Linked DNA regions of Mus musculus: all the other regions are linked to region 2. The links are chromatin loops, found by intact Hi-C in ENCODE. Cell type or tissue: heart. All regions are shown on one strand. Links, peaks and the distances in the headings refer to the core of each region. The heading gives the core; the rest is flanking DNA.

Evidence for each region. Hi-C counts contacts between places; a loop is a spot of excess contacts. Peaks named below come from ENCODE experiments on the same cell type or tissue, not always from the same donor. Only the 100,000 strongest peaks of a DNase experiment are listed, where the experiment ranks them.
Region 1: it touches region 2 in a loop (2.2-fold over the local background); 5 of 42 quality-filtered maps call a loop at or near these places.
Region 3: a loop joins it to region 2, with 1.8 times the contacts of the local background. A loop is called at or near these places in 5 of 42 quality-filtered maps.

The regions. Positions count from the first base shown.
Region 1 is chr9:51,635,585-51,639,516 of GRCm38, reverse strand. No RefSeq gene overlaps it. Among named protein-coding and RNA genes, the nearest start is that of Arhgap20, 130 kb to the left of the region's middle. In heart, for the core only: no CTCF peak of the experiment used is centred there; a DNase peak (open chromatin) is centred at 1,806.
Region 2 is chr9:51,386,506-51,395,145 of GRCm38, reverse strand. No RefSeq gene overlaps it. Among named protein-coding and RNA genes, the nearest start is that of 1810046K07Rik, 62 kb to the right of the region's middle. In heart, for the core only: a CTCF peak has its summit at 4,763 (motif pointing right); no DNase peak of the experiment used is centred there.
Region 3 is chr9:51,639,975-51,643,906 of GRCm38, reverse strand. No RefSeq gene overlaps it. Among named protein-coding and RNA genes, the nearest start is that of Arhgap20, 120 kb to the left of the region's middle. In heart, for the core only: no CTCF peak of the experiment used is centred there; a DNase peak (open chromatin) is centred at 2,036.

The DNA of each region.
Region 1 (3,932 bases), core at 605-3,104, 250 kb before region 2:
GGCTGAGTTCCCAGACTGGAAATGGCAACAATAACAAACCAACAAAACCTAAGGAAAAGGAGCCAGCAGAAGCAGGCATCTCTGCCTCTAGATAGAGAAAAATTTGAGTACTTGGATCAGGCCAGGATTAATATTTCTTTGGCTTTCTTTTATTTCTATTAGTATTTTGTGTGTGTGTGTGTGTGTGTGTGTGTGTGTGTGCTCAAGGTTGATATCAGATGTCTTCATCAATTCAGACGATCTCCACTTTAATTTGACACACAGTCTTCTACTAAAACTCATTGACTTGGCTAGATGGTCCCACCAGCAAGCCCCAAGGATCTCCTTAGCCAGTACTGAGATTACAGGCAGGAGCCACACCCAGTTAATTATGTGAGTTCTGGGGATCCAAACTCAGATTCCTATGCTTGTTTGGCAAGCACTTTACTGGCTGAGCTGTCGCCCTAGCACCCAAGTCTTCCTTTATAACTGTACAACTCTTTATCTCATCAGCCCATCGACTAAGTATAACCCATCTTTACAAAGGCTCCATTACATATTTATTCAAAGACAACTGCTATAATCTTATGTGTTCTCCTGGGTAAATGACCTTTGCAACTCTTCTTAATATTAACTGTGACATGTTTTTCAGAGCCACTCTCAACACTAACACATGGGCTACCTTCTTGTAGTGACATTCTGTATAGATATAGTTGTTTAACAATGTATATTATAATTTCCAAGTCACACCCCTCCACCTTTCCACCTTGTTTACAGTTGGTATGTAATACTTTTACAAATGCTTTAGTGAAATCAAGAAACACTGCCTTTATGTCATCTCCAAGTTACTGGAGTATTTTCCTTTTATAACTGATTAGTTTTTAATTAAAATTCTTTATATAATGTATGGCATATTTTTCAGTAATCAAAAAGACCAGCTTTGTGGAGTTCACCCATGATAATTGATGCTGAACACCTGAAACAGTTCTTTTTGCAGAGGCTTGTAAGCCATGTATTTTAAATTTTATTCTAGAATTAAAAAGAAATTGGTATTCAATATTGAGCCACAGTTTCTGGAACTTACCCTCTCTTTTAAATTCAGAAACAAAATATTTCATGCTCCACTGCTGTGCCTTCCCACTAATGTCAGTGAACTGATAACACACAGGAGCCAAGATTCCCCGGTCTTCTTCCAGACCTGCCTTTAGCTCACTGTGTGATCCTGAGTAAGTTGTGTGACTACTTCATAGGAGAAATTTGAAGTATGGCTTTTAAGAGACTTTCCTATTTAAGTGTAGGGTCTTTTCTCCTTTTTCCTAGTTATTTTTTATGTGATGTTGCAGATTAAGCTCTGGGATGAAATGTTCTCCCCTTGAGCTGATTTAGTTCCATCCTGCAATGGACAAGTCATGACACTTTCATAAAGTAAGTAAGGATATTATCTAGTGGCCCTGGAACTTAAGCCTGGTTCTGTCTTGTGTTTAGCCATTTGACCTTGTCCAAACCACTTAGCTTCTGTAAACCACTGGCTTCCTATTTGTACAATGGAGACATCACCTACTCCCATTTCTGTTGAAATAACTGGGTGGCCTAATTTTAAAAGAGCCATTCTCTTTTCCTTCAACATCTCTCGACTATTTAGAGTCTATAGGAAGATTTGGAAGCTTCTGGATATGTTGTGATTGTCAGTCAAAGCAGAAATGTCAGAGGCCAACCATCTCAGCAACCTAACAGGTTTCCTCTGGATTAAACCTAGCCAGGAAAAATCAGCTTCTTGGCCTGGTATCCCCTCTGCAAGGTCAGATATCCAAAAAGCAATGCACTTATTCTCCAAGGCAACGGCAGATACTTGGTACCAACAGAAGTAAGAGGGGCAAATGGTTTAAAATAGAAAGCAAGCTCAATTTGGCCGGTGAATGCTGACTTCTTAACAAACATTTGGAACTCCCCAAGTGTAGAATTGGCTCATTTTCATAAACCCTGCTCCAGATGTTGTTCATTCTCACTGGGTAGCCAGGCTGAGTGCCCCCCAGGAACAGAGAGAATGATCAAATTTCTGATCATCATAAAACAAATATTGTATGCAGTTTGAATATTTTTAGTCTGCTGGCCTCCATTTGAATATTTGAGTGGATTCTCACCACATGACATGTTTCATTCCAGCTCCAACTCAGTGGGTTGCTACAGGGAAAACGTTCATGATTAATTCTGTTCATAAACACATTGGGAAAAAAGGGTGTGGGGGTGGGGAGGGAATCTCCCGTATATTGGTATTTTAAAAGCTGCAACTTCAATGCAACCTAATTATTTCTTCCCTATGGCTTTAAATCGAAGGGCTTCAAAAAATCAGAGTTTCTTCTCATAAACTTAATTACTTTCTCCTGTTAAAAGAGAATGAATTCACAGACAAAGGGCTCCAAAGTCAGCAATGTGAGGAGAGGGAGGGAGGAAGGGAGGGAGGGAAGGAGGGAGGGAGGGAGGGAGGGAGGGAGAGAGAGAGAGAGAGAGAGAGAGAGAGAGAGAGAGAGAGAGAGAGAGAGAGAGAGAGAGAATGGCATGCTGGGCTGAGTATCTGGAGCTCCAGGCTCAGGGCCTGTCACCATAATCATGATCTGCTCAGCTCCACCTCAGTGCCTTTGTCTCTCTCCCTTATTAATAATAGGAAAAATAATCTCTAAAAGCTTTTCCAGCCCTAAAAGGCTGTGATATACAACTGGGGCAACACTATTCAGTGACTGTCATTCTTGTCCAGGATCATAAATCTCTCAGTGACACAGAGTGCTGGAACAGCAGCTGATTTCTGCATTCACAGCCTATTGACCATGACCATGGGGGATGAAATTAACCTCACTGCCATATGCTTTCTTCACCTCTGCAATATCAATAGAGTTAGCCTTCTCCAGATGATGCTCAGAACTGTTGTAAGGATCAAAAATCAAAATAAGGCAGTGTAGGTAAAACAGTGGAGCCGAGGGGTGCTGTCAGGATGCTAGGATATTGAAGGATGCTGTCAGGATGCTAGGATATTGAAGGATGCTGTCAGGATGCTAGGATATTGAGTCTGTCTGGGTAGGTGTATGAAGTGTAGGTTTCATGGTGTTTAAGAGGGTTGCCTGGTGGGTTTCTAAGCACATGATGTGTGATACAAATAGCAAACACTGTATTCTCTGCTTTAGGCAGCAAGGGTACATGAGAACCAACTGGGGCTCTGTGAGTCTATCCTGCTGTTTCCAGTACCACCCACTGGGGCCATCTGTGTAGACCCTGAAGAGGGGCAGACTCTACCCAGGATTGCTGAGCACATTGAAGATGCACCAGGGAAGGATGTATCTGGCTCAATAATTTTTGCTTGAATTCCCCATTTTCTATTTGCAGTCTTGGCCCTGGCTTTTGTTATGATAGCCACCTGCATCTAGTATTTGTAGGGACGATGGTCGAATCTCTAGCTCAAGGATAGTTTGAGACTATTGAAAGCTGATCACAATAATCCCAGTCTTTATTTCAGTGATTGACATGGCATGTGGCTTCATCCTGACCAATAAATTACAGGGTGAAGAATCTTCCTGGTATTTTTTTCTTCCATCTTAAACAAAGGGATGTGGGAAGCAAGAATTATTATTATCTTATGGGTTTTGAGATGTCTACATGTGCACTATTGTAATACAGCATCCACATTGTGATTGATCAACAAGGGAACTAGCTTGGAGCAAAGTGGCTGTGCTAAGAATGGCCAAGTTGAAAAATGCCAAGGACTTGGGTCCTTAGGACATGATCAAAACACTGGATGAAACAGTCCTGAGACTCTTCTACAACTAGGATTTTTATAAAGCTAGAAAACAAGGGTTCTCTTTTATTTACAGCCAGGGAAACTAGGTCTTTCCAAAAAGTGACACCAAGACAGGTTTCACTCAACCGCAGGAACATGAGGAAATACAGGATCTATATCCTGATCT
Region 2 (8,640 bases), core at 3,696-6,195:
CTTTGTAAGACACTGATAAACCCTTTTCAAAGTGGTTTTAATCCACCGGCTGTATGAGGGTCAGTTCTACCAGCACTAGATAAGATCTCTCTGTTACAGAGTTGCACACAGTTTCAATTGACATTTTATAGTAATTTGAAATTAAGAGTGGCCAATATTATTCTGGATTTTGAAGAGAATGGGGGGGAAAACGAGATATAAAAACGAGAATCTAGGCAAGTTAATACCAATCCCTGTCAAAACTCCAGAGCAAGCAGTCAAGCAAGCAGCCAGTAAATATTGTCATAGACTGGCAGGGTTGCTTCTGACTGGAGCTTAGTCTCACAGCTCATACTGAGTGGGGATTATTAATATTTTGCTAAGGCATTATTAGGTCAGGAAGATAAGAGTGGGAATGTAAGATCTAATGACTAAATACAGTCATCAGTGCTTGGCAGTGGCTTTCCGTTATGAGAAGGGCTCATGTGCACCTAGGTGGCTCGAGCCAGCTCCTCTGGGTCTGCCTTTGTTTGCCAGCCGTGTGTCTCCTCGTTCTCATTCTGCAGCAGCGGGGAGTTCTTCGCTTGCCTTTGGGTAGCGTCCAACTCCTCCAACCACCTCGTGTTTCATGACACTAATTTCTGTTTCAGTGTGTACTTTTCCACTCACAGTGGCTTCCTTCCAATCTCCTACATGTTTTTCCATTTAATCTAGTTGTCAACTCAGGGTATTTTTATGAAAAATCACTTGTACGCTGCTTGCCCATAAATTTTTATAATTTTCTAACTGGCTTAAACATAATGTCCCGTTATACCCTTACTCGTTATATTACCTATTGAATATTCAGTGTGGGGACAATCTTCTAATGCTAGTCAGAGGACTTAAGTCATTTAACACATAATGAGTTTTGTTATGCAGTCCATACTGTCTGTATTAACCTTGGCCCAATTTAGCCTTGTTTTTGGTTTTATTCGTGTCCCTTAATCCTAAACCATTCTGAGTTTGAGCAATACTTAATCTACACTGAGTCTATTATTTTAAAAGTTGAGTAGCTTCCCAAACCTGTTTCAATTGTCAGCAAGAAGTAAATTAATGTTGGTTTTCCTGAGTTGGGAAAGGAAAAAAAAATCTCCTTATGGATAAGACCCAGTCATAGGGTTTTCCCCTAGTACTCCGAAAGCATTTCTACAAATTAAAGAATGTAGACTTGCTTGCAGACTCCTAGTGGTTCTTAGAAAAGAAATGAATGTCAACAGAGTAAAAATGAACAGATTTTTATCTTTTAAGTTAAGAAGGACAATGAGAAAAATTGTTCATGGTCATCTTTTTGACTAGATAAAGGAAGTGTCAATAAGGTGTCCCACGCCCAAACCTCCATCTAATGAGCTAACAAAGAATCCAGAAGCCATCCAGAAATTAAAATGCATCACTGAGACTGGGAAACCAACCCTGCATGCAGTACTCAAGGGCAGCTAGAAGGATATCCTTAACTAGATGTATAAGACTATAGAAGATTGTCTAACTAGAAATAGAAGACTAACGATCTGGGACCAGGGCAGTCTCTGGTCTATGAAGGCAACTTCCCTTAGCTTATCAATACACTATAAAACAGTGTTCTAAATGTGCTTATGAAACTAACTTGAAGTCCTTAAATAAAATCACATCCAAATAAGCTAACAGAGATGGGCCAGTTTCCCCTCCCCATCCTGGAAGACCATGTGTTTTATGGGGCTTTGTTGTTTATGACACACTACAGTTTGAATTAGTAGGGTTCACAGAAACATTTCTCAAAATACAGTGTCAAAATCAGCCAAAGAGCTTGTTAGACATAAATTCTTCCCACCACCCTAGAGCTCCTAGAGATAGGGAGAGACAGCCGAGGAATGCGAGTAACTCAGTTTCAGTAAATTTGGAAACTTCTACTTTACACCTCTGAAGAGGATGTGCTGTGATTACAGCCTGGCTCTAATATACGAGATGTTCCAGATACAAGGGTACACTACATAACTTTTTAAATTTTGTGATCTGTAAATCATGCTGATATGTATTCTCTTAAGCCCACCTACCACTAGGGAATTTTAAGCACAATGAGAGATTGTATGAAGTTCATAGTTCAGTATACAGTCTAGAAAGCCTCGTACATTCAGCTTTCTGCATATGCGTGTCGTGATTTGTCCTTACACTGGTGCTTTGAGAGCAAATGTTAGACGAAGTTTTAGAACTAATGTGTCTCAAACCTAACCTACAAAAAAGATGAAGTAAGCCCAGTTTAGTGCCTGACATGTAGAAAGCAATTAGTAAATACTAATTGCTAATGAAGTACACGAATGGATAAATGTTGCATTACTTCATCTTTTCTATTCCCTTGTAAACTCTCGTTTACATAGTATAGAAATTACTACTACCATCTGCTGCAGTCCCATCCAAAGCTCAAGTATTCAACCATCATGAGCCAATGTGATATTAAGATGTTGGCTTTAAGAAATGCTAAGAAAATAATGATGGCTTTTTTTTTTCATAAATGAGATCAAGCATCTTATAAAAGTAGCTTCTCAAAGAATTTTTTACTTGTCTATAGAAAGAGTTTTGGTTTCTTTAAAAACCCGGTTATATTATATGAATGTTTTGGTTTTAATCCAAGCTATGGGATATGGAGCTGTTTCAGTTTGTCCACAGCTGTTAACTATGATTTTCTTGTGCTCTAGGAGGGGCATGGATTTTGCCAGCTGCAGATAGTTTAATTCTGAGAGTGGTGAAGAAAAAGAAGGAGGAGGAGAAGAAAGAGGGGAAGGTGGAGGAGGAGCAGGAGGAAGAGGAGAAGGAGAACAACAGCAATAATAATAATAATAATAATAACAATAACAAAAGGAAAAGAAAGGAAAGGAAAGGAAAGGAAAGGAAAGGAAAGGAAAGGAAAGGAAAGGAAAGGAAAGGAAAGGAAAGGAAAGGAAAGGAAAGGAAAGGAAAGGGGAAAGGAAAGGGGAAGGGGAAGGGGAAGGGGAAGGGAAAGGGAAAGGGAAAGGAAGAGTAATGGCAGTTGCTTCCCTCTGCAGTTCCTGGTTGCTGCTGTTGTGGTTTAGCCTGATGATGAAGATTGGACTGGCCCTATGAAACATGACATCGTTAATATGCTGTGAGTAGTATGCCTCCTTTCTCTCTTACCTAGTATTGGAGTTTGAAAGGGATTGAGGTTTGGAAGGGAATAAAGGATGGAAGGGCGAGAGGTGTAAGAGCATAATAAAATAATAAATCAAATACACCAACACTTGCCCCTCTACAGTCTCCTAACAGATGACTCAGAATTCATCGCTTATACAGGATCCGGCATCAAGGAGTCACCGTGGAAACAGAGAGTAGCCCTTCTCACACAACCAAACCTGCTGGTATCTTGACTTTGGACTTCATAGGCCCCATAAAAAAATAATGTAGCCATTTAGCAATGACTTAGTCCAATACTTTGTCACAGCAGCACAAATAAACTAAGACACTGCTATAGTTTGAATATGAACGGCGACCCCCCACAGGCCACTGTTTTGAAAACTTGGTCCCTAGCTGCAGGTACTGTTTTGAGAGGTTCTAGAAGCTTTCAGAGGTGGGATTTGGATGGAGCAAGTAGATCACTTAGGACAGACCCTGTCCTAGCTCCTTCCTGTAATCCTCTTTGGCTCTGCTTGTCATTGTCCATGAGGTTAAACTGGTTGTTCTGCCATCCCCTCCCCAACAAGAGAGACTGATAACTTTGGAACCTGAGCCAAATAAATCTCTCTCTCTCTCTCTTAGTCTGTTGGGTATTCTGTCGGCATGATAAGAAAATGCTAACCAGTACAAAGCTATCTACCAATATTTCCAGGCCAAATTCTATAGAGTTATACATAAACCACAATTTAATTCATGTACAGTTGGTCACTAAGTCCTCTCTGGAAACTTCCTACTCTGTATAGTTCCATAACACATCGATAAAAAGGAATGACTGGAATGATTAGCATATACAGAGCCAAGACTCTATCTAATAAGGACATAAAATGTCATCTTACAAAATAAAAATGTTTAAAGTATAATTGAAGAGTTTTATGCAGTCCTTTCAGAAGCACATAACCAAATTTCTTTAGAGTAAACATTATAGATGATTTGAACAAAATGATTAATAAATTCAAACCAGTAGCTATCCATGAGGGGATCTTACTTTTGGCCTTTACTCTGGCCTGTCAACTGAATAGAAAAGTGGGATTTAGACATATATTACTCAATACCTATTCATTTGAACTTGGCAAAAGATGAATATCATTCATCATCTCAGAGAAAAAGTACACCAGCTCTAGACCCTACTCCTCTAAAATGCTGAAATTTTCTTTTACAACATTTACAACCTGCTTTCGGAGCTAATGGTTTGATGGTCCAAGGCCAGGTGAACACTAAGCCACTCCTGTGTGATTCTTCTGGAAACCTAGTTGATGTTTCTGCTGATAATAGTACACTTCTCATCAAATGCAATTTTCAGCCACAGCCAAGACTCCATCAAAGCTAGGATGTGACAGCCGTGTAAATACTGTGTGTCAGGGCTGTTACCTGTTCGACTTTGGGGAAAATATATATGTATTTAAGCTTTTCCATGAGTTCCAGCTGACCTCCTGACCTAATTGGGTGAAATTAGTATTTCATAGGAAGTCAAATGGAATTATCAGCCCTGAACCACAGCACATTCTTTAAGCAATGGAGTGAGGATGCATTTAGACAGAGCAGCCTAGTCAGACTACTCTACTCAGATGGTCATTTCTGCCCATGCCACCAGAGGGCAAAAAGTTTACCCCAAATATATCAGCTACTTTGATCACCTTGAAAAGTAAAAGAACACACATGATATGCACTCACTGATAAATGAATATTAGCCCGGAAGCTCAGAATCCTTTTTAGAAGGGGGAACAAAATACCTATGGAAGGAGTTACTGAGACAAAGTTCAGAGCAGACCCTGAAGGGATGACCATCCAGAGACTAACCCACTTCGAGATCCATCCCATAAACAGCTACCAAACCCAGACACTAGGCAGATGCCAACAAGAGCCTGCTGACAGGAGCCTGATATAGCTGTCACCTGTGAGGCTCTGCCAGTGTCTGGCAAATACAGAAGTGGATGCTCACAGTCATCTATTGGGTGGAACATAAGGTCCCCAATGAAGGAGCTAGAGAAAGTACCCAGGGAGCTGAAGGGGTCTGAAGCCCCATAGGAGGAACATCAATATGAACTAACCAGTACCCCCAGAACTCCTTGGAGCTATACCACCAATTAAAGAAAACACATGGTGGAACTTGTGGCTCGAGCTATATATGTAGCAGAGGATTGCCTTGTTAGGCATCAATTCGAGGAGAGGCCCTTGGTCCTATGAAGGCTCTATGCCCTAGTATAGGGGAATTCCAGGACCAGGAATGGTAGTGGGTGGGTTAGGGAGAAGGGGGAGGGGCGAGGGGATAGGGGATTTTCGGAGGGGAAACTAGGAAAGGGGATAGCATTTGAAATGTAAATAAAGAAAATATCTAATAAAAAAAGTAAATAGTGCAGACTCAAGAACTAAATCTTCTGCCTCCAAATTTAAAAAAAAAAAAAGTTTTATTTTCCTTTTTTTTTCACTTATTCATTACAAATGCACTTAGATGGCACTTAAGCACCTACTATGTTCCAATTATTAGAAAAGACAAGGGAACAAACAAAATAAACAAACAAGCAACAACAACAAAGAGTGCCAATCCAAAAGAAACACCATTCATTTTCAAACAACAGGTGAGGTTGTGTGGAAGATCCCAGTGTCTGCTGCACAGTCTTTGATAGCCCTGCCTATCTGAGCAGTTCTGACTGCTAACCCTTTTGGATAGCTACAGATCCAAGTCTTGGGTTATGTACAGTTCTAGGCTTCTCAGACTCACATGAATCTCCAGTTTTGAATTTCTTTAACTCCACAAATATGTCTGTTGTATATGAAATGAAAAGATAGCCACACTTAGTCTGCCAGCGTGGCTTTGTCAATGCTTGCCTTATTATTTTTGCTCTGCCATAAATAAATGCTAGCAGGAACCAGAAATGGCTCTCCAGAAACAGATGTTACTCTCATTTGGTTATTAGAATTTGACAGCTATGTCTGAAGGTGAAAATGATGCTTAAACTCCTTATGAAAAGAATGTTTCCTAATTACTGTGTCAGAAACTGTGTTAAGTACCAGTGATGTACAGATTAAATATGTCAGATCCCTTGCCTCTGATGAATTTTGCTCCTAAGTCCACCCATTAGTCCTTGCCTGTCCCTAAGAGTTCCTACCAATTATTATATATTTCAAAATTGTATCTCATCGGATAGCATAGCCAGAGGGGTAATACAGCTCTAACCTAAGCCCAAAGTACATTAGGAGCTTACAGAAATCTGACAATAACAGACAGATAAGTAAAGACATTACACAGTTGACATTAATAGAGTCGACTGGGGAAGTGCAGCCTGCCTCTTTGGCTTTGTGAACCACACACAAAATGCAGGCACTTAACTCAAAGGGGGAAAAAAAAACATGTTTGAAAGTTTAGAAACAAAAGTGATGTGCCATCATGAATATATGGTGACACTGAATAGAGATGAGTCACATGTCCTGGTATCAGAATACCCAGACAAGTGTAGTTTAACACATCTCCCCTCAGGAGTCTGGAGAATAAACGGTATCATGCAACTCTACTGGAATCATATTCATAACATCCAGTAACCCTCTATTATCCTCAAATAACCTTGTGAGGAAGAACTACAGCATATGGGGTAATCAAAAAGAGCACCGAGAGCCCAGAATTCTGGATCCATTACTCTCCCCAGTTCTCAGTTTTCCTGACTTACAATATTTGCATGAATTTGTTGTTTCAATACAGAGCTCCCAGACGCTGTATTCAGAGCATGTTGCTTGGATCAATGAATGTGGGTTTCTCAGGAAGACAAGCCTTCATAGCTTTCATAGCACATGCCTGAGGCTGGATTTGTACATATGATCATTATGCTTTCCACAGCCAGGATATCCAGGCTGATAACAAGAGGAGAACAGACTTGTAAAACCTAATTAGGAAGGATCTGAGTATGAGCTCAGGGTTCAGCTGATTGCAGAGATGCTACAGATGAAAACAGATGGCTGGGTTGGAGTCGGTACCCACAGGAGAGAAGCATCTCCTGGGACTCCTATTTTTTGTCACTTGTGGTACTTTTAGACCTTTTTTGATCGTTTGTTTGTTTGTTTGTTTTGTTTTGTTTTTTGTTTTTCAAGACAGGGTTTCTCTGTATAGTCCTGTCTGTCCTAGAACTTACTCTGTAGACCAGGCTGGCCTCAAACTCAGAAATCCCTGCCTCTGCCTCCCAAGTGATGGGATTAAAGGCGTGTGCCACCACTGCCCAGCGACCTTTCATTATGTAGCTGAAAAATGTCCTCATTTGTGAGTCCTACCCCCATGAAAAAAGCCAGAAAACCTACTTTTTTCATACACTTTGTAATTAAAAAACAAGTTTGATGGTTTGTTTTATGGTTGCTATCACCAGATATCTGGCAAGAAGCAACTTAGCCACTGTTTAAGGTAAGTCTATCATGGAAGAGTGGGGACATGGGGCAGGAGTGTACAGCTGGGACCCCACACCTCCTCACATCTTGGTGATGCAGTAAGTGGAAAGTAAAGAGAAGTGGGACCTGGCTATAAATCTTGAAAGCCTTCCCCCAGTGATGGGCTTCCTCCAGTGAGGCTCCACCTCTTAAAGCCTCTACAACTGTGCAAAATAACAGTACCAACACCGAAACAAATGTTCAAACACAACAATCTCTGGGGACAGTCCACACTTAAACCACAACAGTAAGCATGTGGCCTTATTTGGGTGACAAATTACATCCAATAAGGTCTCACTTAAGAAGACGATGTCACAAAGGGAGAAACAGGCGTGGAGGATCCAGTCTGAGGAGAACCTGAAGAGATCCATTGTTCACAGGAGTGGCATCTGGATGGGGTAGAGAGCCTGCTGCTAGAACAGGCGGCATTGAGGAGGCAATTCAAAGCACCCATGCCAGGTCAGCCCCACAGGAAGCTCTCTAGCAGACCAGCTGATAGCATGGCATAGCTTCTATACCTAATGTTCTGGCCCTTTCGGATCTCAAGACTGCCTTATTATCTTTTCCACACAAGCTAACTAGAGAGTATTCAGGGTATCTGAGATTAAGAAGCGTAGGAGTCTTTAAAATTACCTTGCTTTTAAGTATACCCCAAACAGACCATTCAGTGGGGAAACTGGGCAGTCACTACTGCCTAGAGAGAGAAGTGGGGTGTGTGGGGTGAGATTCTGATCCCTCAGTCTATGAGTGCCTGTCAACGTCTCACTGATATCGGCTTGAATCAGTCTTCTATTGGCTCCTGGCTAGAGTCAGCTGCTCTACCTACGCACGTAAGCCGGATGCTTTGATACTTAGAGGAAGATGCTATTTAAGCTGAGACCTCAATAATGGAAATATACTCTTTAAAAAAACTCAGAGGAAGACTCCCTCCAAATAGAAGTACACTAAGCAGCAAGTGCAGGCAGAGGTCGAAAAATGAGCATGGCAGTTTCAGATCTGAGATATATAAAGAGGCCACAGTGTTCTGGATGCAATTGATTTTGTCCCATGGGTAGC
Region 3 (3,932 bases), core at 605-3,104, 250 kb before region 2:
TATTCTGCTCTATCACTAAAGATAAGGAACAGAACTTCAAATGAATTGCATCTGCAACTCAAGGGTTGCGAGTCTCAAGACTGGAGACAACGGAACCCTTTTCTTTCCCTCTCTATTGCTAAGTGGAGAGAGCTTTGAGGTGGATCACCTTTTTACCTTTGGGCTTTGCTTGATCCTCTCTACATTTTACTTCTACAAGCCAGATCCTCATACTGACATGCACTGGCTCTGTTTGAGGCTGCTGGAGTTGAGACTATATCCTGTAGGAGTCTCTGAGGAAATGAGTGGCCAAGAGCAGGATTTGGGCCCTCTTGAGTCCCTAGTTCAAAGTCATCCTGACCTTACCCCAACAGTGAACACACACTTGACTCTTTTATTATTAAGTGTCTTCCAATTCTAGGACTTTGCATTCTAATGTTCTTTTAATATAGATTATTTCATTTAAGAATCCGGAATGGGGGAGTTTTCCTTGATGTGTTTGCATCTCTGTAATCTTTGGAGAGGGAGTTTGGTTGGTTCTGAGTGTTCTTGTTTGCTTTCTTCCATGACTCCACGGAAGAGAATGTGATATTGTTTATGATCTCCACACAGCCAAGAAGTCCTCACACTGTGCTTAGGTGTCTGATGGAGCAGCAACCTGAAAAACCTTCCTAAAAGCACACATGGTTGATGGCTTGGTGAAATTGTCAGGATCTTTTGTCTTCTGTTTCCCTCAACATCAAGACAGTGATGAAGAACACACAGCAGAGGTATGCTGTAGTCAGTGGTACAAGGAAGGATAATCACTTTAGTCAATGAAAACTAAAAATCCTACCTGTTTTCCCACCTGGGCCAGAGTATAAACACAAAATGTTAATGTTCAATGAATAACAATGTTCTACGTTATTCCTTTCACTTACTATACAAGCTTATAAAGACTAGTACCAGCGCTTACTAGTCATCCACTGAGACAAGGAAGGGATAAGAGGATTCACCTGTTCAGGCCACAAAACTAGCAGTAAACAGTTGAATTGGTGGGTTTCAACACTAGGACTCATGATCATGACCTCATGCTTTCCTTCTTGTATAGCAAGAGATTGAAGGAAACATCATCAATGACTTCCTGAAGTGAGATGTGGGCCCAGCCTCACCTGGTTTCTGTGTAGAAACATTGAATCTTTGGGGTTAAATAAAATTGTGTTGGATTTAGTTCATACCTACATCAATAGACACTGTTTCCAATGTTGACAAGAACAACACACCACTCAAGAACGATGGTTCTGTGGTATGTTGCCTTGAACCTGACTATCGTAATAATTTATCCTCACCCTCCCTCCCTAGCTTTCTCTCTTCCTTCTCTCCTCTCCACCCCCATAAAACGTTCCCACTGCCTTATAGTTATCAAAGACAATGATAGCCTCTTCACTCATAAAGCACATTAAAAGCTTTTTTAGATTTTTTTCTGTGTTATCAAGGGTTGGGGAAGCAGAAGATAAAAAATATTCTGACTGGCCAGGGATTTGTTCAGTACTTATGAGATTTGTAACAGTTTTTAGGACATTCAGAAAACATGATTCTGTTTTCCCCAGCAACAGTCAGATTTAAATTGGCAAGTGCATCTCTTCCTGCCTTCTATCCCTTGGATACTTTAGAAGGCATGCTAAGTCAGCAAAAATGAAGTTAATTTTCTTTTTATTCTCACAGGGGTTTTCTCCTAGGGGTAAGGTGGGATCACACATTACCCATAATATTCCCACTGGAATATCTGTCTGAGCATGTTTCTTAACCTGTTCCTTTTACTGAGAAGCATGGAGTAGCAAAGTTTCCAGTTTGAAGCATGGGTCTAAGTTTCTTTCTATAGCCCTCACCGAAGCACACTAATAACTTAAAAGAGTCAACTAGCATGCCAGATGAACTGGAAAATTAACATGTGAGATGAAGACAGACTGTACCTACTCTGTCAGCCTACATTTATGGAGTGAGGCAAGCCGTGCCAAGGCCTTCTTCCTATATAAGGAAATAGCTCTGTAGTGGATTGGCACTCCTGTGGAGGACACAAGTCCTGGACTCAGAATACCGTGGGAGAACACCAGGAGGTTTGTGCGGGCACTCCTTCCACTCATTCCTCTAGCACTTTAGGGAAGATATGGAAGAGCAGAGGGAGCCTCACCACAGACTTGTCTGACAAGTGTAATAAACATGACATACCTTCCACTCAACAGTGGTTACACAGTACTTCCAATCCTGGAAGGGTTTACTGCCTTGCTTAGGACAGTACAGAGATGGAAAATATTTCTGCTCTTTAATCTGACCTGAAAGTATGGCTTTTGAGGGTCTTTATTGTTGTAGTTCCTCATTCTCTGAAATCCTAACAACCACTCACGGTGTCTGCCTGCCTGTCTGTCAGTTTTGGCCAGTTGTCATTATTGTCTTGAAAATCCTACAAACCAGGTACAAATCAGCCATAGGCTGGGAATTTGCAAAATGAACTGCATTTTACAGCTACAAATATTTTCCCTGGTTTAGAGCCTTAGGATCTAAGTATAGCAAAGAATTTATGTTGTCTCTCTTAAATCCAGCTGGGTGCATTTTCCCAGTGGGCTACTGATGCCTCTACTACTGTTTGTATTTCCAAACATCATCTCATCTTTCTCAGTTACCACTATAGTCAAAGCTCTGCCAGCCAGACTGTTACCTCCCTCATCTGATTGCTGCTGTGCAGAACCCAGTCTACAGCTCCAGGGAAAGCTGTAAAGCATGTCACAGCCTAGGGCTGGACCTGACGTGGTGAGTGACTCTGGGAACTTCAGGGATTGAGGGATGAAAACAGAACTTAGAGCCATGTGGCCTGGGGAATAATATTCCTATTAATAAAGCTAATGACAGATATGACAGAAAAAAAGAATTATTCAATGAAATGGAGACCTACAATGCATTCAGTTGGGACTGTTGCCAAAATGAGGTGGTAGAATGGTATTTCTAAGATTCAGAAAAGGAAGAGAAATGCAGACTTGAGGTTGATGTTATGGATCCATGCTGAGTCTGAGAGGGGATGGAGACTGCAGATGGAGTCCAGAGAAGCCTGGCAGCAGGACTGCCATGGAGGAGCAAAGGACCGGGGAAGCAGAGGGTGTATTAGAGTTGTATCAGGTCACTGAAGAAAGGGGAAGGAGTGTCCAATTATAAATGTGGACAGTTCATTAAGTGTGATTTCTAAAGAATAAGGAAGGTACTACAAGAACCACATAGAAGAACAATGGGAGAACAAATGGTATTGTGACTTAGATATCTTTTTGTGCACCTGTTATAGTTCACATACAGTGAACTTGAAGGGAAAGACAGTGTCCCAAGCTCACAGAACTGTCAATAAGGCTCCGTTGGATGGTCCTCAGCCTTGGGGCACAGCCATGAAAGATGCATTGGCCATAGAGGTACAGCTATACCTCATGTTCAGGATGGCAAGCGAATACCTTGATGAATCAACATAAATCCCAACGTAGTCAAAGTTTCATAGAACATTTGGAGTGGATAAACACATCGTAAACATCCCAGGAGTGACTGCTGTGGGTGTGTCCTGTCTCTAAGACATACAGAGACAACATCACCTCCTGAATGAAACCATGGATTTGATGTGCAGTAGGAACTTTGAGAAGCAGACAAGAGCATTTCCACTAGGTGAATCTCTGCTTCTGTTTTTAGTTCATTGGAAATTAGGAGCTAAAGGCTTTCCCTTTCACAAGCTGAAGCTGCTATTAATTTGGATTGGACTCTCACTAACCAATCACACACTGGCGTGCAGACCTCCCCCAACAGTTATCCATTCCCCAGCAGTTACCCCGCCCCCAATAGCTACCTCTCTTCTCATGTTAGCCCAGGCACTTTAGGCATCATGACTTTTCTTGCCTAGACTAGTTAAATATGATTTGGAATATTTATTAAAATAATCTGTAAAG